2 separate regions of the Homo sapiens genome follow, and region 1 is linked to region 2. A link is a loop called in an ENCODE intact Hi-C map of the cell type or tissue named here. Cell type or tissue: pancreas. All regions are shown on one strand. Each heading gives the region's core, and the rest is flanking DNA. Links, peaks and the distances in the headings are about the cores only.

The links. Hi-C counts contacts between places; a loop is a spot of excess contacts. Peaks named below come from ENCODE experiments on the same cell type or tissue, not always from the same donor. Only the 100,000 strongest peaks of a DNase experiment are listed, where the experiment ranks them.
Region 1: it touches region 2 in a loop (6-fold over the local background); 6 of 110 quality-filtered maps call a loop at or near these places.

The regions. Positions count from the first base shown.
Region 1 is chr17:81,527,336-81,541,848 of GRCh38, forward strand. FSCN2 (fascin actin-bundling protein 2, retinal) reads left to right here and starts at 1,042. Exons shown (of 5, transcript NM_012418.4): 1 at 1,042-2,022; 2 at 7,717-7,873; 3 at 8,811-8,932; 4 at 9,287-9,454; 5 at 9,540-9,795. The coding sequence starts at 1,197. The coding sequence ends at 9,745. FAAP100 (FA core complex associated protein 100) reads right to left here. Exons shown (of 9, transcript NM_025161.6): 8 at 13,974-14,060; 9 at 12,556-13,615. The coding sequence ends at 13,484. RefSeq lists enhancers at 964-1,490, 1,491-2,016, 10,164-11,135, 13,492-13,992. In pancreas, for the core only: a CTCF peak has its summit at 10,436 (motif pointing left); DNase peaks (open chromatin) are centred at 9,156, 10,146, 10,396, 10,866 and 11 weaker places; H3K4me3 peaks cover 2,390 bases; H3K27ac peaks cover 2,422 bases.
Region 2 is chr17:81,138,418-81,149,357 of GRCh38, forward strand. The region is part of intron 1 of AATK (apoptosis associated tyrosine kinase); the gene reads right to left. It overlaps LOC124904080 (a long non-coding RNA gene), which reads left to right and starts at 8,513. Exons shown (of 2, transcript XR_007065939.1): 1 at 8,513-10,151. RefSeq lists a silencer at 4,374-4,423 and an enhancer at 4,690-5,190. In pancreas, for the core only: a CTCF peak has its summit at 4,474 (motif pointing right); a DNase peak (open chromatin) is centred at 4,499.

The DNA of each region.
Region 1 (14,513 bases), core at 6,514-14,513, 400 kb after region 2:
GAGGAAGAGGACACCGGGCTGGCCCTGGCCCAGGGTGGCCAGCTCTGGTTTCACTACTTGGCCCCAAGCCCCTGAGGCAGGTGCAGGAGCCAGGCACGGTGAGCAGGGCCCAGTGCCCCTCAGGCTCTGGGGAAGGGGTACAGCCAGGTGGCCCAGAGCAAGGAGGTGCTGTAGACAGGTGTGACCACTTCCAGTCTCTCCCGGCCTGCTGGCCTTCATCCTCTCCCAGATTCCAAGGGCCACCGCTGGGAGCATGGGGTGGACATCGTCCCACCAGCCTCCTGGATCCACATCCGTAAAGACTCCAAAGTGAAGTGAGGCTGGCTTCACTCCAGCTCACAGCAGAGGAGGGGGCAGCCTCAGGGCCCAGCAACTTGCTCAGAGCGCACAGGAGTGCGCTGGGGCCGGGCCAGCCTGGCCCAGGGCCTCTGACTCTGCCCCCTGCCTGCAGGGCTGCACGGCCACTGTGTTCCACCCTCCAGCGTGGGTGGCAGTCCAGTGCGTCATTCTGGGGCCTGAGCAGTGTGGCCAGAGGCCGGTCTGGGGTGGAGGCGACCTGGGCTGCAGGTTGTGGCTGGGGTCCTTGCTATGCTTCTGGCAGCAGGAATCAGAGAAGCAGTAACTGGATCCAGCTGAGGGCCTGGCGGCCACCGAGGGTACGGGCGGCGATCAGGTTGCGGCCGAGCCGTGAGCGTTCCACTGGACGGCTTCTACATCCGGAAGGGCTGGGCCGGGCCGGGCCGGGAGCCCACACGGGGTTGGAGGAGGGGGGCAGGAACGAGAGAGGCCAAAAGGTGCAGGGCCGTGAAGAGGGGCGCTGGGCCCACGCTATGAGGAAAAGGGGATCAACCCTGCCCTCCAGCCCCGTAGGCCCTCAGGCCCTCGGGCTCTGGGCTCTGTGCAATCCGGGAGTGGCTGAAATCCAAGCTGAGGGTAATGAAAGGTGCTGCTCCTAAGCCGCACGTCTCTGATCCGCCCTCCCCGCCCGCCCTCTGCTGCCCGCGGGCCCTCTAAGAGCTGCCCAGGCTGCTGCCGCGGGTCAGAGGCGGGTCAGAGCAGGCAGGGGGTTCGTGACGCCGGCTGGGTCTGGGGGCTGTGGGCCAGCCGAGCCGACCCGGGCTTCTGGGGGACCGCGGGGGCCGTGAGCACTCAGAGGGCGCATCCCAGGCCCCTCCGGGGACCCGGCCAGCCTGAAGATGCCGACGAACGGCCTGCACCAGGTGCTGAAGATCCAGTTTGGCCTCGTCAACGACACTGACCGCTACCTGACAGCTGAGAGCTTCGGCTTCAAGGTCAATGCCTCGGCACCCAGCCTCAAGAGGAAGCAGACCTGGGTGCTGGAACCCGACCCAGGACAAGGCACGGCTGTGCTGCTCCGCAGCAGCCACCTGGGCCGCTACCTGTCGGCAGAAGAGGACGGGCGCGTGGCCTGTGAGGCAGAGCAGCCGGGCCGTGACTGCCGCTTCCTGGTCCTGCCGCAGCCAGATGGGCGCTGGGTGCTGCGGTCCGAGCCGCACGGCCGCTTCTTCGGAGGCACCGAGGACCAGCTGTCCTGCTTCGCCACAGCCGTTTCCCCGGCCGAGCTGTGGACCGTGCACCTGGCCATCCACCCGCAGGCCCACCTGCTGAGCGTGAGCCGGCGGCGCTACGTGCACCTGTGCCCGCGGGAGGACGAGATGGCCGCAGACGGAGACAAGCCCTGGGGCGTGGACGCCCTCCTCACCCTCATCTTCCGGAGCCGACGGTACTGCCTCAAGTCCTGTGACAGCCGCTACCTGCGCAGCGACGGCCGTCTGGTCTGGGAGCCTGAGCCCCGTGCCTGCTACACGCTGGAGTTCAAGGCGGGCAAGCTGGCCTTCAAGGACTGCGACGGCCACTACCTGGCACCCGTGGGGCCCGCAGGCACCCTCAAGGCCGGCCGAAACACGCGACCTGGCAAGGATGAGCTCTTTGATCTGGAGGAGAGTCACCCACAGGTGGTGCTGGTGGCTGCCAACCACCGCTACGTCTCTGTGCGGCAAGGTAGGGAGGGCACAGGTGGCGACCTCCTGAGGGGTGCTGGGACCCCCCTGCTTCAGGGAGGAGGCCGTGGGGGTCTCACGGGGAGTGGTATCGTGTCTGTGCGTTCACATGTCTGTTCTGGGCTGGGGGTCCATGTGGGACATGTGTGGCCACTCAGGGTGTAGGTGGGTGGGCCTCGGGCCATGCCCAGGCGACCCCCACTGAGGGGTGGTGGCTTCAGGGTCAGAGGCAAGGGTTCCTGGCCTTTCTCAGCATAGCTGGAGAATGTCTCAGCCAAGCCCTGGGCAGCTGCGGAGTCTGAGACTGGAGAGGTGTGGGCCAGGCGATGGGCAGTGCCCAGCAGGGGCAGGAGGCCCACAGCCTGGCCTGGTGCCATGAGGGGCATGTGGGCAGGAGGCTGTGGGGGGTCCATATCTCCCCTTCTTTTTCTCCACCCCATTTTCTGGACTTCATTTATTTATTTATTTTTTGAGACAGAGTCTCGCTCTGTCACCCAGGCTGGAGCGCAGTGGCGTGATCTCGGCTCACTGCAAGCGCCGCCTCACGGGTTCACGCCATTCTCCTGCCTCAGCCTCCCGAGTAGCTGGGACTACAGGCGCCCGCCACCACGCCCGGCTAATTTTTTGTATTTTTTAGAAGAGACGGGGTTTCACTGTGTTAGCCAGGATGGTCTTGATCTCCTGACCTTGTGATCTGTCCACCTCGGCCTCCCAAAGTGCTGGGATTACAGGCGTGAGCCACCGTGCCCGGCTGCATTTTCTGGACTTTAAAGGAAATTGGGGAGGAGCCCAGGGTAGGGCAGGGAGCTGGGGATCGGGCGGGGATAGCACCACCACGTGCCTGACCAGTGGAGCCTCGTGTCCTCAGGAGTGGGGGGGCTTAAGGTCAGCTCCAGTGATGGAGGACACGGTGGGCAGGCAGCTTTACCCGGGGCCTGGGCTCCTGGTGGGGAGGCACCTCCCTGCCCCAGTGGGGCGTGGCCTGGCTCTCCCCAGTTCCCAGGTCACCAGTTGCCTGTCTGTGTGACTCCCTCCACCGCCTATGGGGTGAACCCCAGCAGTTCCTCCTTCCCCACAAGCTGAGCTCTGAGGGAAAAGCCCTGGCCCGGGCAGTCACTACCCACCTGGGCTCCTGGCTCCATGCACCCCAGAGTGGCTCGGAGGTGGTCTGAAAAGGCGAGGTGGGGAGAGCCGGGTGCATGGAGCTCCTCCTCCCAACTCAGGTCCTTCCAGACCAGCATCAGCTGGGCAAGGAGAGCTCCCCTGTCTCCTGGCAGCTCCCAGGTGCCCACCAAGCCCCCACCCTGACGGATGTCCAGGCCCCCTGGGTACACTGACACTCTGGGGCCAGATGGCAGAGGCCCCACCCTGTGCATGGAGAGGGGAGCCCAGCCATGGCTATGGGGTCCTGCACCTGCAGTTGGCATCCTCGGGCCTGTCCCAGCAGTGACAGGGTCCCAGGAGTGAGAATTCAACTGTGGATGCACGGCCATGGCCCTTCCTTCCTATCACAGCCCACAGTCCAGCTGTAATGCCTGCTGGCCTGGGCCCAGGCCGGGCATGTGGCAATCCTTAGGTGGTTAAAGGGGGTAAGTGGGACAGTGGCAGTGAGAATGCTTCCTCCATGGAAGCCAAAGACACTAGACCTTTAGGCATTTGTATATGGACAGCTTGGAAAGCAGACTCAAAGTGGCAGTCATGGCCGTGGCCGTGGCATTGTGGTGTGATGTGCATGGTGGCGTGGAAGTGGAGGTGAGGACGGTGGTGACAGTGTGGTGGCAGCAGCGACAATGATGGTGATGGTGATGATGGTGGTGATGGTGATGATGGTGGTGATGGTGGTGATGGTGGTGATGGTGGTGATGGTGATAATGGTGATGGTGGTGATGATGGTGATGGTGATGATGGTGGTGATGGCGGTGGTGATGGTGATGGTGGTGATGGTGATGGTGGTGGTGGTGATGATGGTGGTGGTGGTGATGGTGGTGGTGATGATGGTGATGGTGATGATGGTGGTGGTGATGGTGGTGATGGTGATGATGGTGATGGTGATGGTGGTGGTGATAGTGATGATGGAGATGGTGGTGATGGTGGTGGTGATGGTGATGATGGTGGTGGTGGTGATGGTGATGATGGTGATGGTGATGGTGGTGATGGTGATGGTGGTGATGGCGATGGTGGTGATGATGGTGATGGCGATGATGGTGATGATAGTGATGGTGATGATGGTGATGGTGATAGTGATGATAATGGTGATGATGGTGATGGTGGTGGTGATGGTGGTGGTGGTGATGATAGTGATGGTGATGATGATGGTGATGATGATGGTGATGATGGTGATGGTGATGATGATAGTGATGGTGGTGATGGTGATGGTGATGATGGTGATGATAGTGATGGCGATGATGGTGATGATAGTGATGGTGATGATGGTGATGATGATAATGGTGATGATGGTGGTGGTGATGGTGGTGGTGGTGATGGTGGTGATGGTGATGGTGGTGATGGCGATGATGGTGATGATGGTGATGGCGATGATGGTGATAGTGATGGTGATGATGGTGATGGTGATAGTGATGATAATGGTGATGATGATGGTGATGGTGATAGTGATGATAATGGTGATGATGATGGTGATGGTGGTGGTGATGGTAGTGGTGGTGATGATAGTGATGGTGATGATGATGGTGATGATGGTGATGGTGATGATAGTGATGGTGGTGATGGTGATGGTGATGATGGTGATGATAGTGATGGCGATGATGGTGATGATAGTGATGGTGATGATGGTGATGGTGATGATGATGGTGATGGTGGTGGTGATGGTGGTGGTGATGGTGGTGGTGGTGATGATAGTGATGGTGATGATGATAATGGTGATGATGGTGATGGTGATGATGATGATGATAGTGATGGTGGTGATGGTGATGGTGGTGATGATGATGATAGTGATGGCGATGATGGTGATGATAGTGATGGTGATGATGATGATAGTGATGGTGGTGATGGTGATGGTGATGATAGTGATGGCGATGATGGTGATGATAGTGATGGTGATGATGGTGATGGTGATGATAATGGTGATGATGATGGTGATGGTGGTGGTGATGGTGGTGGTGGTGATGATAGTGATGGTGATGATGGTGATGATAATGGTGACGATGGTGATGATGATGATAGTGATGGTGGTGATGGTGATGGTGGTGATGGTGATGGTGGTGATGATAGTGATGGTGATGGTGATGATGGTGATGGTGATGATAATGGTGATGATGGTGATGGTGATGATGGTGGTGATGGTGATGATGGAGGCAATGGTGATGATAGTGATGGTGATGGCGATAGTGATAGTGATGGTGGTGGTGATAGTGATGGTGATGGTGATGATGACAGTGATGATGGTGATGGTGGTGATGGAGGGGTGCTGACAGAGTGGTGGAGGGATGGGGACTGTATGGACCATTTTTCAGTCTCTTGATCCTCAACCACCCTGCATCTGACCCTATCATCCCTTTGAGGGGAGAATCCCCTACTCAAGACCAGCTCCCATCTCCCACTTTAGAAGCAGGAAGCAGCAGCCACTCGCCTCCCTGCCTTCAACAGGGCTGAGGGTGAGGACCCAACCACCAGGTGTTTCAGGCTCTGGATTGGCGGCCAGGGCTGTAGGGAGCGGGACATGGCATCTCAGTCCTGGGGCATGGAACCTCACGGCTTCCAAGGCAGCTGCAGCGTGGGTGGTGCCATAGCATCACCCCTACCCGGCCTCTGTGGAGTGGCTACATGGCAGGCCCTTCATCGAGGCATCTCCCTGGCTGGGCGGCCCCTAACCCTCTCTTCCCCCCTGGGAGGGGAGTGAGCACCCAGGCTTGCATGTATCCCCCCCCATCGGCCAGAGCCTGCTCATTTCTGCCAACAGACAGCATGGCAGGCAGTGTCTGATGCTGCCAGTAACAGAAAACTGGCCACAGGCTGGCTCAAGCAGTGACACTGATCATCTCCTGAAACGGGAGTCCAGAGAGCCCTGGGCATGGTGGGTTCCCAGGCAGCCACTATCACCCGCTCAGCAGCTTCCCCGGAGTCCTCCGTTCTTACCTCCTCACCGAACCACTCTCCTGGGTCAGCTCTGACCTCAGCCTGACGCCCTCACGGTAGTAATGTGGCTGCTGGTATTCCAGGCCTCACATCCAGGCAGGACAAAGTCCAGAGGAAAAAGAGGCACTGGCTCTGCTTGTGTCTTCATAGGAGTAAGAAAACTTCTCCCCTAAGTCCTAGCAGACACTTCTTCACACTCATTTGCCAGAACTGAGTCCCCCAACTGCTCAGCTAGCCCCTCTGGAGGGGGGTAAAACCAGTGTTGCCCAGACCAAGGCGGACTCCACTCCTCTCCTATTTTGAGGCCATGTCCCCGGAAGCAGGTGGCTGAATGAGTAGCCCCAGACAGCATCCTGTCTGAAGGGGGTGTGGGGCAACTCTGGGGACACCAAAGTGCTGGCCTGGGAGGTGCAGTGGCGGGGGGAGCCCTGCGATGCTGTGGCTTCCTTCAGTGCCCGCAGGGACGGCGTTCCCACACCTCTCATGGGCCCCTCCTGCGGGCTCCTGCTGCCCCCGGGTACCGTGTCAGTGTTGCCCTCCACTGGGCCCAGGCAGCTGCTTTTAGTTCAGTATTTGCCAGGATCTAGAGCTGGTGGCAGTGGGGATGCTGGCACGAATACTCGGTCACAGTGCAGGGGACATGCCGGGTGCTCCTCTGCGTCTGATCAGTGATGAGTGTGAGGGAGATCCCAGCCTGGGGCGTGAGGGGCAGCTTTGGGGCTGGCAGAAGGCAAAAGGTCCCAAGCTGTCTGGCATGGTCACAGCCTGGCATCCTCTCCCCTGGGCACAGCGTGGGATGGGATCTGGCCCCACCCTCAGGCCCTGTGGGGGCTCTGCCCACCACTCCCTCCCAGTCCCCAGCTGGACAGGCCACCAGAGTCCCTGGGCCTTGTGGGAAGCTCCGCAATCTGACACACCACTCCCAGTGTCTGGCTGCCATGCAAACAGGGAGGTGGTTTGTGGGAGGAGCCAGGGACTTAGTTCACAGAAGATCCTGGGTAGGCTCTGGTGCCTGCTGTCCCCATGCTGGGCATGGGTGCCCCTCCATCCCCTCGCAGGAACCCCAGATGGAGCCCGGGGCAGTCTTGTCCTCCCCCAGGGGTCCTGGGAGACCAAGCACAGATGGTTGGGGAAAGCTGCAGAGGTGACAGGGACCAGCCCCTGGCTGGAGCCCAGGGGTGCCCCATCACCATCCGCACCATCCCCTTCATTAGGTCCTGCCTGTGCCCATCCAGCAGCTTAGGGTGAGTTATAAATAGAGGCTGGGGTAAGCCCTGGGTCAAGAGAGCAGGGCAAGGAGATTACCAGCTGATTACTGATTAGCAGAGAGTGGGGGCTGTGCCAAGCAGAAGGGCCTGGCTCCTGGGGGTGTGGAGGGAGGTCAGGGCTCCCTTGGGGACAGTGTGCAGGGTCCACAGACGGCACATATGGCCCTGGGGCAGGGTTCCCAGGGTCTCTGAGAGGTGCCTTCCAAATCTTCTCAAGTCAAGAGGGTTCTAGATGAGACCCACCTCTGGCTTCAGGGGTGCCCCCCAAAATATGCCCCCTCCCCTGCTCCCTACCCAGGAGAGGCGTGAGGGGCTTCCCCATCTCCTCCCTCCAGGGGTCAACGTCTCAGCCAATCAGGATGATGAACTAGACCACGAGACCTTCCTGATGCAAATTGACCAGGAGACAAAGAAGTGCACCTTCTATTCCAGCACTGGGGGCTACTGGACCCTGGTCACCCATGGGGGCATTCACGCCACAGCCACACAAGTGTGAGTGCACACATCCCTTCCTCCTCCATCATCCCCATCCCCACCATCACCATCCCCATCATCACCATCCCCACCATCCGCATCCCCATCTCCATCCCCACCACCCCCACCCCCACCAGCCCCATCCCCATGACCACCATCCCCATCTCCACCATCTCCATCACCATCATCGCCATCCCCATCCCCATCATCACCATCCCTATCACCACCATCCCCATCATCACCATCCCCACCATCCGCATCCCCATCTCCATCCCCACCACCCCCACCACCACCAGCCCCATCCCCATCACCACCATCCCCATCTCCACCATCTCCATCACCATCATCACCATCCCCATCTCCATCACCACCATCCCCATCACCATCCCCATCTCTATCTCTACCATGCCCATCACCATCATCACCATCCCCATCTCCACCATCCCCATTACCATCTCCACCATCCCCATCTCCATCCCCACCATCCCCATCTCCATCCCCATCTCTGCCATCCCCACCATCACCATCCCCATCTCCATTTACATCCCCATCCCCATCCCCCTCACCATCCTCATCCCCATCCCCCTCACCATCCTCATCCCCATCTCCACCATCCCCATCTCCATCACCATCCCCCTCTCCATCCCCATCCCCATCTCCATCACCATCCCCCTCTCCATCCCCATCCCCATCTCCATCTTCACCATCCCCACCACCGTTCCCATCACCTGCACCATCACTCCCACCACCATCACTGCCTCGGCCATGAGGATTGCCGTAGCAGCTCAGTCAGAAAGGAAAGCCCACTGGGGCAGGGTAGCGCCTGATGGTGGTGGGTGTGTCAGTGGAGGGCAGGCTTCTGTCCCACTCCTTGGAACCTGAGGAGGATGGGGAAGTGAGACCCTGCACCCCCATCTCCTGCTGTCCTGAGGAGACCTTTTGCTGCTCCCTCCAGTTCTGCCAACACCATGTTTGAGATGGAGTGGCGTGGCCGGCGGGTAGCACTCAAAGCCAGCAACGGGCGCTACGTGTGCATGAAGAAGAATGGGCAGCTGGCGGCTATCAGCGATTTTGTCGGTGAGCACTCTGCCTGCCAGGTACTGGGGCAGGGGCTGTCTCCACCCAGGGAAAGGACCTGCCCAGACACCCCATCTCCACCAAGAGCTGGACCCTCCCCAGCCCACGGAACGGGTGCTGTCATGGAGTCATACTTGCTAGTCAAGATAACTCGTCTTGGCAAGGGAAACAGGTCTGAATGTCCTTATCTCCGCTGCTGGGAACCCCCTAGGCGCCTTGCCAAGGCCGCACATGAGGCAATGGCAGGCCTGGGTCCCTAAGTCCAGGTGTGGCGTTTCCCAGGGCCCCCACCCCGCCCGGCCTGGACAGGGAAGGTGGCGGGAGGGGCAGCGCAGCAGACGCTCTCCCCGCCAGGCAAGGACGAAGAGTTCACCCTCAAGCTCATCAACCGGCCCATCCTGGTGCTGCGCGGCCTGGACGGCTTCGTCTGCCACCACCGCGGCTCCAACCAGCTGGACACCAACCGCTCCGTCTACGACGTCTTCCACCTGAGCTTCAGCGACGGCGCCTACCGGATCCGAGGTGCGTGGCGGGGCGGGTGGGCACGCGGGAGCGGGGGTGGCAGCGGGCAGGTGGGCACCCCCGCCGACGCCGTCCCGTCCCCCAGGCCGCGACGGAGGGTTCTGGTACACGGGCAGCCACGGCAGCGTGTGCAGCGACGGCGAACGCGCCGAGGACTTCGTCTTCGAGTTCCGTGAGCGCGGCCGCCTGGCCATCCGCGCCCGGAGCGGCAAGTACCTGCGCGGCGGCGCCTCGGGCCTGCTGCGGGCCGATGCCGACGCCCCGGCCGGGACCGCGCTTTGGGAGTACTGAGGCCGCGCCCAGACCAGCCTGTCGCGCATTAAAACCGTGTCTCTCCCGCAGCTGTGGGTGGGCCCCGGGGCGCCGCTTGGGGGTCCTGCAGCTGGAGGTGGAGGAGGCCCACAATTCTCCCCAAACCAGAGAGAGCCCAGAACTTCCCAGTGCCCAGGGACTCCCGTCTGGGAGGTGGTCTTGTGGATGGGCCGGGTGACCCAGGCCGCTGGAGGGGAGGTCTCAAGGACATGGGGAGGACGGGGACTGGGGGTGGGTGGGGGACTGAGCCTGCGCGGGTTGAGGCCACCAACACCGACCACAGATGACCTCACTGGACACCGCCCCTCCCCAACCTAGGTCCTCAACCCTCCCTAGCCCCCGGCAGCCCCTGCGGTGCTCGTCCTTCCTTGTGCACTGCTCAAGGCCAGGCGAGTGGCAGAGGGTGGGGGAGAGCCAGTCCTGGGGAGGTGGGACCAGCACGGCCAGCAAGGGGAGGAACTGGCTGGGATGCCCCTCCACTAAGCCCACCAGCCTTAGGGACAAAGAAGGGCAGGTTTCCATGGTAAGAGGCTGGAACTCCCCGAGCCACGTGGGCAAGGCGGGTCCGAGTTAACCCTTGGAGGACCAGGTGCCACCTGGTCCAAGTTGGCAGGGAACGGCAGTGACCCTGGAGCTCGGGCTGTCCCTGCAGCCTGCAGTGTCCCCTGGTGGCAGCCAAGGTGAGGTGGAGTCTGTGGCTGGGGCGGGACTGGGGGCACCAGGTGGAACCGCAGTGGCTGGCACTCAGCACCTCCAGGCTCCCCGCTCAGCAGAGCCTCGGAGAGGGTCTGTCTCCCTGCACTGCCCTGCCTGACGTGAACTTGGCCTGCCACTGCGGGAACCCCCACTTCCGTCCACATCCACAGCCTGGGGCACGGCGGGAGGCAGAGGCTAGGAAGCGGAGGGTGGGGTGGGAGGTCAAAGAAACCCTTTGGAACGGAATAATGGCTGGGCCTGGAAGCGGGGGGCCCACTGCTGCTGCTGAGGCAGGTGCTACTCCATGCAGAGACAGCTGCCAGCAGCTGCCAGGTGGCGTCTAGCACATGCTCCTAGGAGGAGGGGGAAGAACAGCTGCTCTCACCCCACGTGTGAGCTGGGTTGAGGGTCATGCAAGGCTACGGTGTCAAGCCAGGATCGGAGTTGGAGCAGGTGGAGGAAGCTGGAAAGGTCGAGAGGCCGCCCCTGCCACCGGGGAAGGGCCTCACGTAGTGAGAGCTCAGGTGCTGAGAGCCCAGGAGGTGTGCACTGAAGAGGTGAGGGCAGGGAGGCCCAGGATGGGCGACAGGGCCCGGCCACACCGTGGTCCGCAGGCTCCCCGAGAAGCTGATTGTGGACCTGCCACCTGCCTCTGAGGCCAAGCCCTCCTCAAATGCCGAGTGTTGAGAGCAGGTTCCTTGGAGGTGCATGTGAGTTGGGTACATTTCGCCCAGTCCCTGTACACTCTGGCGGCACAGCGGGGCTGGGGACTGCCCACTGTGGTCCCTCCTTTCCTGCCGCTGTAGATCTCCTTTTTGTTCCACGTGACCTGCTCTCTTGGCCCCTCAGGGTCTGCGTCGCAGCTTTCTTTTCGGGGGGACCACATGGCGTCTTGAACTAGGCGTCCCCACAGCAGGATCTCAGGCTGGCAGGTGGGCATGAACATTTGTAAACACACCAGCACTGATGCCTCCACATGGGTGGCCCTGGAGAATGCCCCAACAGAGGTCAGGACAGCTGGGGACGCCGTCTCAGCCCTGGTGGCCAGCACCGCCTTAGTTCAGGAGGCTGCAGTGCCAAGGACAGCAAGCTATCTAAACCCCCAGTGTGTGCCCGGGGGTGTGGGGACACCAGTGCGGCTCATCCCTGTGTCTGCTCTTTCACAAGCCACAGTGGTGCCCCCACACCCCCTGCACAGCTGAGGCTGACAGGGTTGGATGGTGCCACTGCTCTGCACAGACAGCAGCCCCGTGGAAGGCCCCTCAGGCTCCCAGCCTCCTGAGACCTGCTGGCATCCAGCTGAGGGTGGGGAGATGAGTCCTGCAGGCGACCCAGATCTGTCAGCTCTGGGATCCCTGTGGCCTGTGATGGCGAGTGAGGGGCTGGCACAGCCCTGGACACACACCCCTCCCCCAGGCGTGTGAACACAGACCCTGCACAGTCCTCCGCCCGCTCATCTAGGGCCTTCTTGGGAGTCCCCACGGGCTGGTCTAGCCCCTCACTCTCCGAGCCCTGATGCTCAGAGCAAGACACGGGCACAAGCGCTGTACAAAGGTCAGAGCCAGAAGCTCCTGCCCACGGGTGGCAGAGGACAGCCCTGGAGCACAGCAGGGATGGGACCGTTAAGGGGTGCAGGCCTGCCTCGGTGGGTGGCTCGCTTGGCCCCAGCTCTCCCAGCAAGCACGGGGCCATGGCCCCATTGAAAAGGCTGGGTTTGGAGTGTCACCACCCACTGAAAATGCTGGGTTTGGACTGTCTCCACCCGCTGAAGAGGCCGGGTTTGGAGTGTCATCAGGGCGGCCGTGCTCCCTTAGATGTGGCAACCACTGAGGGAGACAAACCCTGACTAGGAGCACCCCACAGGCCCCTCCCACTCCACAGAGAGGAACGCAGGGGAGAGCCAGGCAGGGGCCCCAGGCCTCCCAGACACCCCCTTGCAGCAGAGCCCTCCTCAGGGGTAACTGGGTCACAGGGACGCGTCTTCCTCAGAGGCCACCCCGGTGGTGAGGGCTCCCAAGCAGCGCCAGGGCTCTGGAAGGAGCCCAGTGAGAGAGGGTGGGAAGGGGTGAGAGAAAACAGCCGAGGCCTGAAGGTTCACGGACAGACAGGGTCGTTTGTCACAGCAGAGAAGCACCTCACGGCTCCTACCCGCACTCATCGCGGACAGTGCCTGCAGCGGGAGCGGCGCGAGCACCCTCCCCAGATGAAAACACCAGCACCAGGAGGTGGGCCGTAGCCCAGGCTGAGGGAGGAGGCTGGGGGCTGGGGCTCAGGGCCCCCCCCCGGGCCACAGCGCCACCCTGAGTGGCCCTGAAAATAGTGCACAGTGCTGGGTACTGCCCCGGCTGGAGGCACCTAGTTGTTGAGCATTCCGGCCACAGGCCACCCGCTGGCCCTTCCTTGGTGTGGCACGAGACCACGGGCACTTGCAGGAGCTCCCTGCATGCTGTTTTGTGCTTTGGTCTCAGGGAGCACCCTCCTACCTCGGGGTCCCAGAGTGGGCAGCCGGGCAGGTGTGAACAGTGTGACAAGGGTACCGTGGGGCACCTGGTAGTGCCACCCAGAGGGGCAGCCGGTGCTCCTGGTGGTGTGGCAGCAACAGTTACAAACTCACCCCAAGTCCAAACCCCAGAAATCCTGTTTCTCTGGCCCTCCGGGTCCAGAATGCCCTGCACTGCCTCCTGGCCTCAGGGGCTGCTGCGGTGGTGGGAAGGCTGCCCAGCAGTGAGGAAGGCGAGTGCAGGGGCTGCGGCCGCGGTCAGAGAAGGAGAGACACCAGCAGAGGACGCGAAGCTGGACCGGCCAGGTTCAGAGCCCGCCTCGGTTGCTCCCAATCAGAATCTGCTTTGTGCTCCACGGCCTCCAAGCACTTTCATGAGCGTTCTGCTCCTACGTGGCCAGGTCCTACCTTCCCTGACGGCTCTGGCCAGGCCAGCTCGGTTTCCCTCTAACCCATGAGGCCTGGGGGGGCTGTGACAGAGGCTGGAAGCGTGGCCAGAGCCCAGGGGCAGGCCCGCCTGGTCACAGCAGGATGAGGCTGGGGTGGCGCAGCTGCCGGTACACCTGTAGCAGCCTCTGGGCGGTGGCACAGGAGCTGGCCTCATCCTCCGTGCAGAGCCGGTCGCGCAGGGTCTGCACCTCCCGCAGCAGTGTCTGCAGGTGAAGCAGACACAGCTCAGGCCCCCCACCTGGCCCTGGGGATGTCACTGGGTACCTCTGGGGGACCCACCACTCGCAGGACCCTACTTGGGAAGTGGCAGGTGGTCCGAGGAAGAACACTCATCCGGAACCTTAAAACATGGGACACGCAGCCTGGCCCGGACACCCAGCCCCTCAAGTAGGATGAGGGGCAGGAAGAGCCATGGCCGCTCGGACTTTGCCCCAGGCCCATGGGAGCGAAGCCCATGCGCTGTGAGGACTCTGCGGACCCCGAGTGACTAGAGGGGGGCCTGGCGATGGGCGCTCCTGGCTACCCAGGGGAAGGGGACTGCCCGGGGAACCGGGTGCTCACCTCGTGGTTGGCGTGGATCTGGCGGAGGTACTGCACACGGAGATCAGGAGCGCTGGAGCCCTGGGTGGCCTGCTCTGTCACCATCGTCTGGGGGACACAGGAGACATGCTGGAGAGGGTGTGCCCCAGCACCTGCCCCCACACCCCTTGGAGCAGGGTGACCCTCTCCCTCGAGCTGCCTGGTGCTGCCTCCCTGCCTGGCACCCCTCCCCACCCCAGCGCTTTGCTGTTTTCCACCTTGCTGTTCATCTCGACTTCCTGCCCTCCAGAGCGGCAGGGCACAGAGCCCCTGGCCTGACAGTTTCTTGGAAGCGAACTCGTTTGGTTCTTTTCTCTCCATCGCTGGGATCTTCCCTGTCCCCAAGAGCCACACTCTGTGCAGATCCAGACCTGCCTACCGCCCCCTTCTCCCATCCTGGGCTTCAGGCCTGAAGGCCGCTCAGGAGAACAGACCAGCCAGGGAGCTGCCTCGGCGTCTTGTGCAGAGACCCTGGCCTGGCCATTCACTCATTCACGCAGCCCAGCCCAGTGTGGGCTGCAG
Region 2 (10,940 bases), core at 1-8,000:
TACCCATACACATGCAAACACACCCACAGATGCATGTGCACACACACCCACCCACATGCACACATGCATGCACACACACCCTCGTGCAGACACAATGCACCCACACACGTGCACATACACGTTCGCGTGCACACACGTGCACACATACCCCCACACGCACATACCCACACACGTGCACACCCACACGCACAACACACACACATACCCACACACATATCCACACATCCACACATACCCACACACATATCCATACATGCACACCCACCCACACACACCCAAGCACGCAGATACCCACACGCGCAAACCCACACATGCGCGCACACAGATACCAACACGCGCATGCACACCCACATGCACGCACACACCCATGTGCACACAATACCCACTTGCGCGTGCACACCCACGTGAGCGCACACACACCCCCACGCGTGCAGATAACACGCACACATGTGCACACATACCCATACACGCACACACATATAACCACACATGCGTAGACAGATACCACACGTGTAGGCACACACACATGCACACCCCCCACACGTGCGCGCGCACCCACACCCACACGTGCGTACACACGCATGCACGCACCCCACACACCCACACGTGTGCACACCCACAGGCACACACACCCGCACATGCAAACATGCACACACATGAATGCACACATGTGCACACACATCCCCTGGCTCAGTCCCCACTACTGGCCTGCTCAGTAGGTATCATCATCCTCACTTTACAAGTACGAAAACTGAGGCTCAGTGATGTCACAAGCACACCCAAAGGGTGGCCTGGCTCTGCCAGCTCCACTGCCCTGCTCCAGATGCCATGCCTGCCCCTCCACAAGCCACGTGGGAGGCCCCACTTATCTCCTTGGGACCAGCCCCCACTAGCAGGTGGGGAGGCCTCTGTAGGGTCTGCTTGCCTGTCCCTCTCATTAATGCCGCACTCTTCCCAAATACGAGAAGGGGTACCTGGGACCTCAGCCCAGAAACCCGTGCCCAGGAAGACACAAGTTGCACACGGCTTTGTTTCTGAAACTTCTTGAAAGCCCATTTAAACCAGCATCCCACTGTTCAACCCTCTGCTACCACACAAGCTGCATGGTGTCCCCCAGGCTCTTCCAAGCCCGGCCCTCTGCTGCCACACATGCTGCGCGGCCCCCAGGCTCTTCCAAGCCTGGCCTGGCCATACCGCGGTCCCTGGTCCTCCCGCAGGCCTTATGAGAGCCCAAGTAGCTGCACTGAAAGGTCACTTCAAAGCACACCCTCCAACCCTGGTGACCCCTGCTGATGCCCCAGCCCTCCACTGCGCTGCTGAGGCTGTGCCCCTGGCCATGGTGAGAATGGGGGCAGTTCTGCCTCCTCTGCAACTGGGCTGGAGGGTGCCTATGTGAGCCTGCAGTGGATACACCGTGACACCAGCATGCACACACGTGTCCAGGCTGTGGCTTCTTAGGCCACTGTCCACACAAGGAACCAGGGCCTCACCCATGGTGGGTAAAATGCACCAGGACTGTCACAGCCCATGAGTCCTCTGTCCACCAGCCTTGTCCACTGGCCCTGAATCAGCCACCCTCAGGACCCCCAAAGGATGACTCTATTTCTTTTTGTTTTAGAGATGGGGTCTGTGTTGTCCAGATGGGAATGCAGTGGGGTGATCACAGCTCACTGCAGCCTGGAACTCCTGGCCTCAAGCAGTCCTCCCCGCCCAGCCTCCCGGGTAGCTGGGATGATGGGTGTGACAGGCACGTGCCACCGGGCCTGGCTGGTGACTGTTTCTACTGTTCCTGCTGCGTCTCCTGGTGTGCACTCTGCCGTGAGGGAAGGCAGGGCCTTCACCCCCACTTGCTTTTTTCGTATCAGTGCTCAAGACACTATCATTCCCATTTATTTACGTCACACTTAGGCACTCCTTTTCATTCCAATGAGCTGTAATGTGTTACTGTAATTGTTTAGTTTGATTCTCAAATTGCCCCAGATTTGGTAAGGGGGCACCTGGTGTATGCAGAACAACGGCTCCCAGAGCTGTCCACCTCCCGATCCTCGAAACTTGAGACTCTGGGTGCCTTGCATGGCAAAAGGAGCTTTGCAGGCGGGATTTAGGTAAGGACGTGAGGCGGGGCCATTAGCCCGGATTGCCAGGCAAGCCAGGGTCATCCCGAGGGTCTTTGGATGAGGGAGGCAGGAACTGGAGATGAGAGAAGTGACTGCAGAATCAGAGACCGTGGGGCCGGGGGACCGTGGGGCCGTGGGGACCATGGGGCCGTGGGGCCGTTGAGCTGTGGGGCGGTGAGACCGTGGGGCTGTGAGCCGTGGGGCCGGGAGACCGTGGGGCCGTGAGCCGTGGGGCTGTGGGGCGGTGAGACCGTGGGGCCGTGAGACCGTGGGGCTGTGAGCCGTGGGGCCGGGAGACCGTGGGGCCGTGAGCCGTGGGGCTGTGGGGCCGTGAGCCGTGGGGCCGTGGGGACCGTGAGCTGTGAGCCGTGGGGCCGTGGGGCCGTGGGACCGTGGGACCATGGGGCCGTGAGCCGTGGGGACCGTGAGCCGTGGGGCCGTGGGGACTGTGAACTGTGGGGCCGTAAGCCGTGGGGCCCATGAGCCGTGGGGACCGTGGGGACCATGGGGACCGTGAGCCGTGGGGCCGTGGGGGCTAGGAGCCGTGGATGCAAGGGGCTGGAAAGGCCAGGGGTGGACTCTCCCCAGAGCCCAGCCTCCACCACATTGACTATAGCCCATGAAAGTGACTTTCGGCCGGGCGCGGTGGCTCACACCTGTAATCCCACCACTTGGGAGGCCAAGATGGATGGACCACCTGAGGTTAGGAGTTCAAGACCAGCCTGGCCAACGTGGTGAAATCCCGTCTCTACTAAAAATACAAAAAACTAGCCGGGCATGGTGGCGTGTGCCTGTAATCCCAGCTACCTGGGAGGCTGAGGCAGGAGAATTGCTGGAACCCAGGAGACGGAGGTTGCGGTGAGCTGAGATTGAGCCACTGCACTCCAGTCTGGGCGACAGAGACTCTGTCCCCCCCAAAAGAAAAGAAAGTAAGTGACTTTCAATTTCTGACTTCCAGAACCTACGATAATAGACTCCATGAAATCTGTAATCAGTGGCCACAGGAAACTCATGCAACAGCCCTTCCAAGGGGCTCCCCAGCAAAGCCTCTGTGGTGTCTGCCCCCAACCCCTGTGCCTCCTGGGACACAAGACAGGCCCAGCAAGGGTGGGGGTGCCATGGAAAGCTTGGTGGCTGGGCAGGTCCCCAGAGGGCCGCCATCAGTCCTCAAAGACATGCTCAGATGCAGTGGCTCAGGCCTGGCACCAGCTGGTCCCAAGGTGGGGTGGTGAGGGTACATCTGCTGTGCACACGTGGCTGGACGCGCTGGGGGCAGGTCCAGGTCAGCTTCAAGGACTCTGCCCAGGCTAACCCTAGAGGCCTCTAGTGCCAGCAGTTACTTACTTTTTTTCTTTCTTTCTTTTTTCTCTCTCTTTCTCCCTCTCCTTCCTTCCTTCCTTCCTTCCTTCCTTCCTTCCTTTCCTTCCTTCCTTCCTTCCTTGATAGAGTCTCACTCTGTCACCCAGGCTAGAGTGCAGTGGCATGATCTCAGCTCACTGCAACCTCCACCTCCCCAGTTCAAGTGATTCTCCCACCTCAGCCCCCCAAGTAGCTGGGATTACAGGCACCTGCCACCATCACCCTCGGCTAATTTTTGTATTTTTAGTAGAAATGGGGTTTCACTATGTTAGCCAGGCTGGTCTCAAACTCCTGACTTCAGGTGATCCACCCACCTTGGCCTCCCAAAATGCTGGGATTACAGGCATGAGCTACCAGGCCCGCTCTTTTTTTTCTTTTTTCTTTTCTTTTTTTTTTTGAGACAGAATCTTGCTCTGTCACCCAGGCTGGAGCGCAGTGGTGCAATCACGGCTCATGGCAGCCTCAAACTCCTGGGCTCAAATAATCCTCCCACCTTAGCCTCCCAAGTAGCTGAGACCACAGCCTTGCACCACCACACCCGCTAATTTTTACATTTTTTTGTAGAGACAGGTCTCACTATGTTGTCCAGGCTGGTCTCAAACTCCTGGGTTCAATCAATCCTCCCGCCTTGGCCTCCAGTTTCAAAGTTAATGTCTATTTGGCCATTGTCCAGCTCTGGAGCATTGGCTCTGCTGAGAGGTTGGGGTGGGAAGAGGCAGAGCCAGCCACAGGGAGCTGGCAGGGGACCAAGAGCAGGGAAGAGAAGGAGGTGCTTGGGGTGGAGACACCCCCACAACAGGCTGCCGGCTTTGAGTCAGTCCCACCCTCCTGGGAGTGGCTTCTCACCTGTGAGCCTCCCTGAGCAGTAAGGACCCAGCCCCACCCCCGCCCCAGCCAGCCAGCCTCCCTGTCCCCGTCCCCCAAAGTCCACTTGACTTGTAACCACCCTATCCACGGAGGTGTGGACGCATCATCGGCGTGACCCTCACGCCCACCAGGTGGCACTCTCAGCCATTTTACACACGCAGTGGAAAGGACAGGAGGCTCCTGGGACTCTGGGCCACACACAGAGGAACAGGGAGGCCAGCTCCAGGCACAGCGTGGCCTGAGCTCAAAACACAGGCGTGGTCCAGGATGGCGCCTACTCAGCACAGAGCTGGGGGATCCCAGCTTGGGGTGCTGCCGTCCGCAGCGTTGCCGGCACACGGCCTTCCCTCGAAGGCCACGGGAGAGTTCCGAGAGTGGCCTGGCTGAGCCTGAGAGTGGCCCCACAGCCCAAGCCCTTGGCCACACCTGGCTCGATGAGCCCCCACCCCCGCAACGTGCACACGTCCCAGGCGGAAGCCGCCTGCAGCAGCCCCAGGTCCCAGGCAGCCTGTGCGGGACCCTGGAGTCCCAGGACACGTCACCTGACCTGGCCCAGCTTCTACAGGGCTGTCCCTAGGACCGGGTGCTCACTGCAGCACAGGGTGGCCCTGGTCAAAGCCAAGAGCTAGTAAGTTTTCTGTGTTGGGTCCAAATGCACTTCCCCTCAACCCCATCCAGCTCTGCCTGGGGCCATGCAGCCCCCACCCCTTGTGTCCACGCAGCCCCTGCCTCCCGTGTCCACGCAGCCTCACTTCCCCCAGCCATGCAGCCCCCACCCCCCGTGTCCACGCAGCCCCAATTCCCCCAGCCATGCAGCCCCGCCTCCCGTGGCCACACCTGGTCCTCCAGCCTCCTCGACCCCTCTGGCTTCACAGCCTCTCTCCTCAGCACGTCGCCCCACAGTTAGCAATCCCCACCCCTGATGAGGCCAGGACTGTGTGGAGTCCAGGGGCCCCACGGTGGGTGGCCATGGGGTGTGATCCCCACGGGGTAAGGCGAGGCCTCCACTCTCTCCACCCACACTGCCTCTTCTGGAACCTTGGGCCCTGCCTGCCCGGGGCTCCAGGCTCTGCTCACCCGTCGGGTGTGCCTGGCATGCATGCCCCGTGGGTGCGGGCGTGACCCCCACATGCTAGCTCAGTCTGAGGTTCCAAGGCTCCCAGCCATTCCCCCCACAACAGCAGGTGCACCCAGGGTGAGCACGGTGCCCAGGGTTGCCCCTGCATGCTTCCTCCACCCAAGCTGCCTTCCTGCAGGGACGGGTGGCCAGGGTGGCCAGCACATAAGGTGTGGCTCTCTGCCCCCACCCCTGTCCCCGCTCGGCCCTTCAGGAAGCTTCCTGCTAAGTGGCTAAGTGCACCCCTCCAGGAACTTGGGGCTCACTCCCCTCCCCGAGGCAGCCTCTTTCACCTTTTGTGGCACCAACAGCCAGCGTCTCTTGCACAGACCCAGCCTGGCCCACACCTCCCAAAAATGCCCCCAAAATGTCCCCAAATCACACAAACAAATGGATCAGGATCAGCAAAGCTGCAGATAGGAGCCTGGGGGTAAAGGTCAAGGCCCCTTGTCCCAGCCCCACACTGCCCTCCCCATCGCTCTGTGCTGGTCGGGTGTTCACACCTGGGGCAAGGTAGCCAGGACCCTGGGGAGAGGGTGGCCACATCATCAGGGAAGAGCAGGCCTGTGGGTGGCCGAGAGGACACAGTGGCCCCTGGAGGCACCCCCAGGCGGGGCCGCTGCAGCTGGGACAATGGAGGGGCAAGGGGGCCGGGCAGGGGGCCCGCAGGAGCCCACAGGGCTCCCTTGAGAGCCGCCCACCCACTCTCAGTGCCGCACCCCCGGCCATTCACATTTCCAGCGTGGGAGGAGTTCGCCTTCACTGTTACTAAAGCTTCTGTCTTCATCAAATCCACACCGGAGAGTGTGGCAGAGTCTGAGAGCCCAGCTCGCTCCTGTGAATCACAAGCTACGAAGTCCAGCGTGCTGGTGCCCATTAAAGACACTGCCTTAGATGAAGCTCCCGGGTGAAAGAAGCTAACAGCGTGGAAAAAGAAAGCACAGACAGGAAATCTGCCCTTCCAGCGTCAAAAGCTACAATAATTAGAACCTCACAGTGCTGGGGCACAAACCCACCAAAATCTGGGCCTGGCCACGCAGAGGATTCCACACTCCATGAAAAGCCTGACTTCAGGCCGGGCGCGGTGGCTCACGCCTGTAATCCCAACACTTTGGGAGGCCGAGGTGAGTGGATCACTTGAGGTCAGGAGTTCGAGACCATCCTGGCCAACATGGTGAAACTCCGCCTCTACTAAAAACACACAAATTAGCCAGGTGTGGTGGCAGGTGCCTGTAATCCCAGCTACTCAGGAGGCTGAGGCGGGAAAATCGCTTGAACTCCCAAGGTGGAAAATGCAGTGAGTCAAGATTGTGCCACTGTACTCCTGCCTGGGCTATCGATAGAGTGAGACTCCATCAAAAAAAAAAAAAAAAGAAAAAGAAAAAGAAAAAAGAAAAAAATAGCCTGACTGCATAACTTCAGATTAAATGATTCTAAGATAGATTACAGCATCTTAAAAGAAAATAGGTAAATATTAGATTTCTGAATGGAGAAGGATTTGTAAGCTAAAAGCAATGGAAGGGATCGCAAAAGAAAATATTGAAGGCTTTGGCTCCGTAAAAATGTCTGTTCCGGCTGGGCACAGTGGCTCACGCCTGTAATCCCAGCACTTTGGGAGGCTGAGGTGGGCAGATCACCTGAGGTCAGGACTTTGAGGCCAGCCTGACCAATATGATGAAACCCCGTCTCTACTAAAAATACACAAATTAGCCAGGCGTGGTGGCATGCTTCTGTAATCCTAGCTACTCGGGAGGCTGAGACAGGAGAATTGCTTGAACCTGGGAGGCGGAGGTTGCAGTGAGCGGAAATCGTGCCATTGCACTCCAGCCTTGGCAACGAGAGCAAAACTCCATCTCAAAAAAAAAAAAAAAAAAAAAGGGTGTTCGATAAAAGCCCTCAAATTAAAGGCACACAGCGAACCGAAAAAAGCAATTTACAGAAAATATGTCGAAGAGCTGATGTCATGACTACACAGAGCACACAATCAGTAAAAAATAACAAATACGTTAAGACCCCAAACATAAACAAGACTGAGCGCGGTGGCTCACACCCACAATCCCAGCACTTTGGGAGGCCGAGGCAGGCGGATCACTCGAGGTGAGGAGTTCGAGACCAGCCTGGGCAACATGGCCAAATCTCTTCTCTACAAAAAAATACAAAAATTGGCCGGGCGTGGTGGCGGACACCTGTAATCCCAGCTACTTGGGAGGCTGAGGCAGGAGAATGACTTGAACTCAGGAGGTGGAGGTTGCAGTGAGCCAAGATCACACCATTGTACTCCAGCCTAGGCAAGAGAGCGAGACTCCATATTAAAAAAAAAAAAAAAAGAAAAAATTAGCTGGGCGTGGTGATGCACACCTGTGGTCCCAGCTACTCAGGAGGCCGAGGTGGGAGGATCACTTGAGCCCAGGAGGCGGAGGTTGCAGTGAGCCAAGATTGAGCCACTGGACCGCAGCCTGGGTGACAGAGAGAGACCCTGTCCCAAAAACAAAAACCACAAACAAGCAAACTACGTGAAGTCAGCTCACAAATGAGGAAATACAAATTGCCCAACCCGGCAGGGCACGGTGGCTCACACCTATAATCCCAGCACTTTGGGAGGCCGAGGTGGGTGGATCACTTGAGGTCAGGAGTTTGAGACCAGCCTGGCCAACATGGCGAAACCTTGTCTCTACTAAAAATACAAAAATTAGCCGGGCATGGTGGCAGGTGCCTGTAGTCCCAGCTACTCGGGAGGCTGAGGCAGGAGAATGGCTTGAACCCAAGAGGTAGAGGTTGTAGTGAGCCGCCCAGATCGCACCACTGCACTCCAGCCTGGATGACAGAGCAAGACGCTGTCTCAAAACAAATAACAACAAAAAACCAAACTGCCCAATCCGTGAGAAAATGTTCAGCCTTGATCATAAAGAAATGCAAAATTATAACATGTCCAGTTTCCAGACAGCGGGAGTTTGTAGAAGCCAGTAAATCAGAACCGGCTGCCCAGGCCGTTTGGTGGATGTTAAATCAGAACAGCCTGTGGACCTGCCTTCTCTCCAGCCAAGTAATTCCATGTCTGGAAATTTACACTAAGAAAATAACCTAGAGGGCACACGCATCCAGAATAAAAATAAAGTAAGGAATGAGAAAGTGAACGCCGCAGACGGAAAAAGCTATTTGCACAAAGATGTTCATTGCAGTGGTATTTATAAGAGCAAAAAAGAGGCCAGGCCTGGTGGCTCCCGCCTGTAATCTCAGCACTCTGGGAGGCCGAGGCAGACAGATCACGAAGTCGGGAGATCGAGACCATCCTGGCTAACACGGTGAAACCTTGTCTCTACTAAAAATACAAAAATTAGCCAGGCGTGGTGGCAGGTACCTGTAGTCCCAGCTACTCGGGAGGCTGAGGCAGGAGAATCGCTTGAACCCGGAAGGCAGAGGTTGCAGTGAGCTGAGATCTCACCACTGCACTCCAGCCTGGGTGACAGAGCGAGACTCCATCTCAAAAAAAAAAAAAAAAAGTAAAAAAGAGCCTAAATGTTCAACAGTGAAAGAATGATGAAATAAAAACAATGGTATATCTGCAAAATAAGCCATAAAAAGTGAATTTAAGACTATGTTTTAGGCCTGGTAAGGTGGCTAACATCTGTAATCCCAGGATGCCAAGACTGGCGGATTGCTTGAACTTAAGAGTTTGAGACTAGCCTGGCCAGCATGGCGAAACCCCATTTAAAAAATAAATAAATAAAATTAGCCAGGCATAGTGGCACACACCTGTGGTCCCAGCTACTCCGGAGGCTGAGGTCGGAGGATCGCTTAAGCCCAGGTGTGGAGGTTGCAGTGAGCTGAGGTCATGCCACTGCACTCGAGCCTGGGTGATGGAGCAAGACCCTGTCTCAAAGAAAAGAAGGTGTTTTAAACAAACGGGAAGATATCAATGACGTTATGCTAAGGAAAAGAAGCAGGACGTGCAGGACTCCCAGGACCAGGGCATGAGGGAAACGTGTCATCGTGACTGTAGGGCCTGGTGTATAGACAGATGTGCATATACATATTTGATGAGCTTTGACGTCTCATATACAGATGTTAGAATTAGTGAAATTACACACGGTCACCATGCGCCGTTTGGTTCTCTTCCTTCTACCCTCAGTAAGGGTAGAAACAAGCAGGACATATAACTATTTACAAATCCTGATCACAACTTTGTCAAAAAAAAAAAAAAAAAAAAAAAAAGAACAGAAGAAAGCTGGGAAAAAATACCCCAAAGCGTGAAGAGTTTGTCTTGGGAGGTAGAAATCCAGCTGGTTGCATCCTGTACTTGCACGTTTTCTACAACAAGCATGCACTGCATTTAGAATCAGACGATGTATGATTGTATTTGATTATCACTCAAACCTGATCCCATCACTGCTGCCCTTACAGAGCCGCGCTGGACGCAGAATGGCCACCTGCCCTGGGGTCTCCGTCCACTCTCTGCTGCCCCCACCACGCTCAGCCTCCCACTTGCTCCTCCACCCTGACATGCTGTCCCAACACCCCCGGCATCTTGCAAAGCGCCTGATGTGGTCCTTGGAGGAGCCCACCCCCGTCCACAGGGACCCTTCCTGCTCAAGACCACAGCCCAGGCCAGCTCACAGGGAACGTCCGCTGGACCAGTACCAGCCTCTAGAACGACCGGCTGGACTTGAAGCCACACATGGCTCCGGGATGAGGTACCTGGGGATGAGCCCCGGGGGTTCCCCCAATGGAAGGCACTGGATACAGTGTGGGAGGGGACACCAACGCCCTGAGGTGCCTGCGGCACACCTGGGGCAAGGGAGGGAAGGAGCATACAGACACACGGGCACACACTTGCACACACACACACACGTGCTCTCAGACACATGCACACACACAAATGCACACGCTCCCACTCACGCTCACTCATGGAGATTCGCATATGCACACACTCACGCGCACACTCACGCACACACCCTTGCCTGTGTCCACAGTCCTGCTCTGAGCCAGCGGGGCCTACCCGAGTGTCCAAGGAGCAGATGACCCTGCTAGTGAGGAGCTTGGGAATAGCCCCCAGTTGGGCAGTTGGCGAGGTGTCCCCAGGTGAGGGAGACACGGAGACCGGGGGTGGAGGTGCCTTGGCCAGGCCAGTGATGGGGCAGCGACCCAGGCTCTGTCCTGGGAGCACCCTGGCCGAGCTCTGGGTTGAATGCGTCCCATGACTGGTGAGCAAAAGGGATGGCCATCCCGAGAGCTGCATTCCGGGGCCGGGGCAGCCCCGCCAGCCTCCTCCAGCTTCTGGGCACCCCCTCCATTGTCCGCAGCCCACCCATCCCGGGCTGGACCCTCCTCCCCTGAGCTGGTGCAGGTTCCCTTCCCTGACCCCAGCACATCACCCACCACCACAGCCTCCAGCCCCGTCACCAGGCCCAGTGGCCACCGCCCACACCCAACACCTCCATCGGACTGCCCTGGAGTTTCCCAACCACACACAGCTGAGGCTA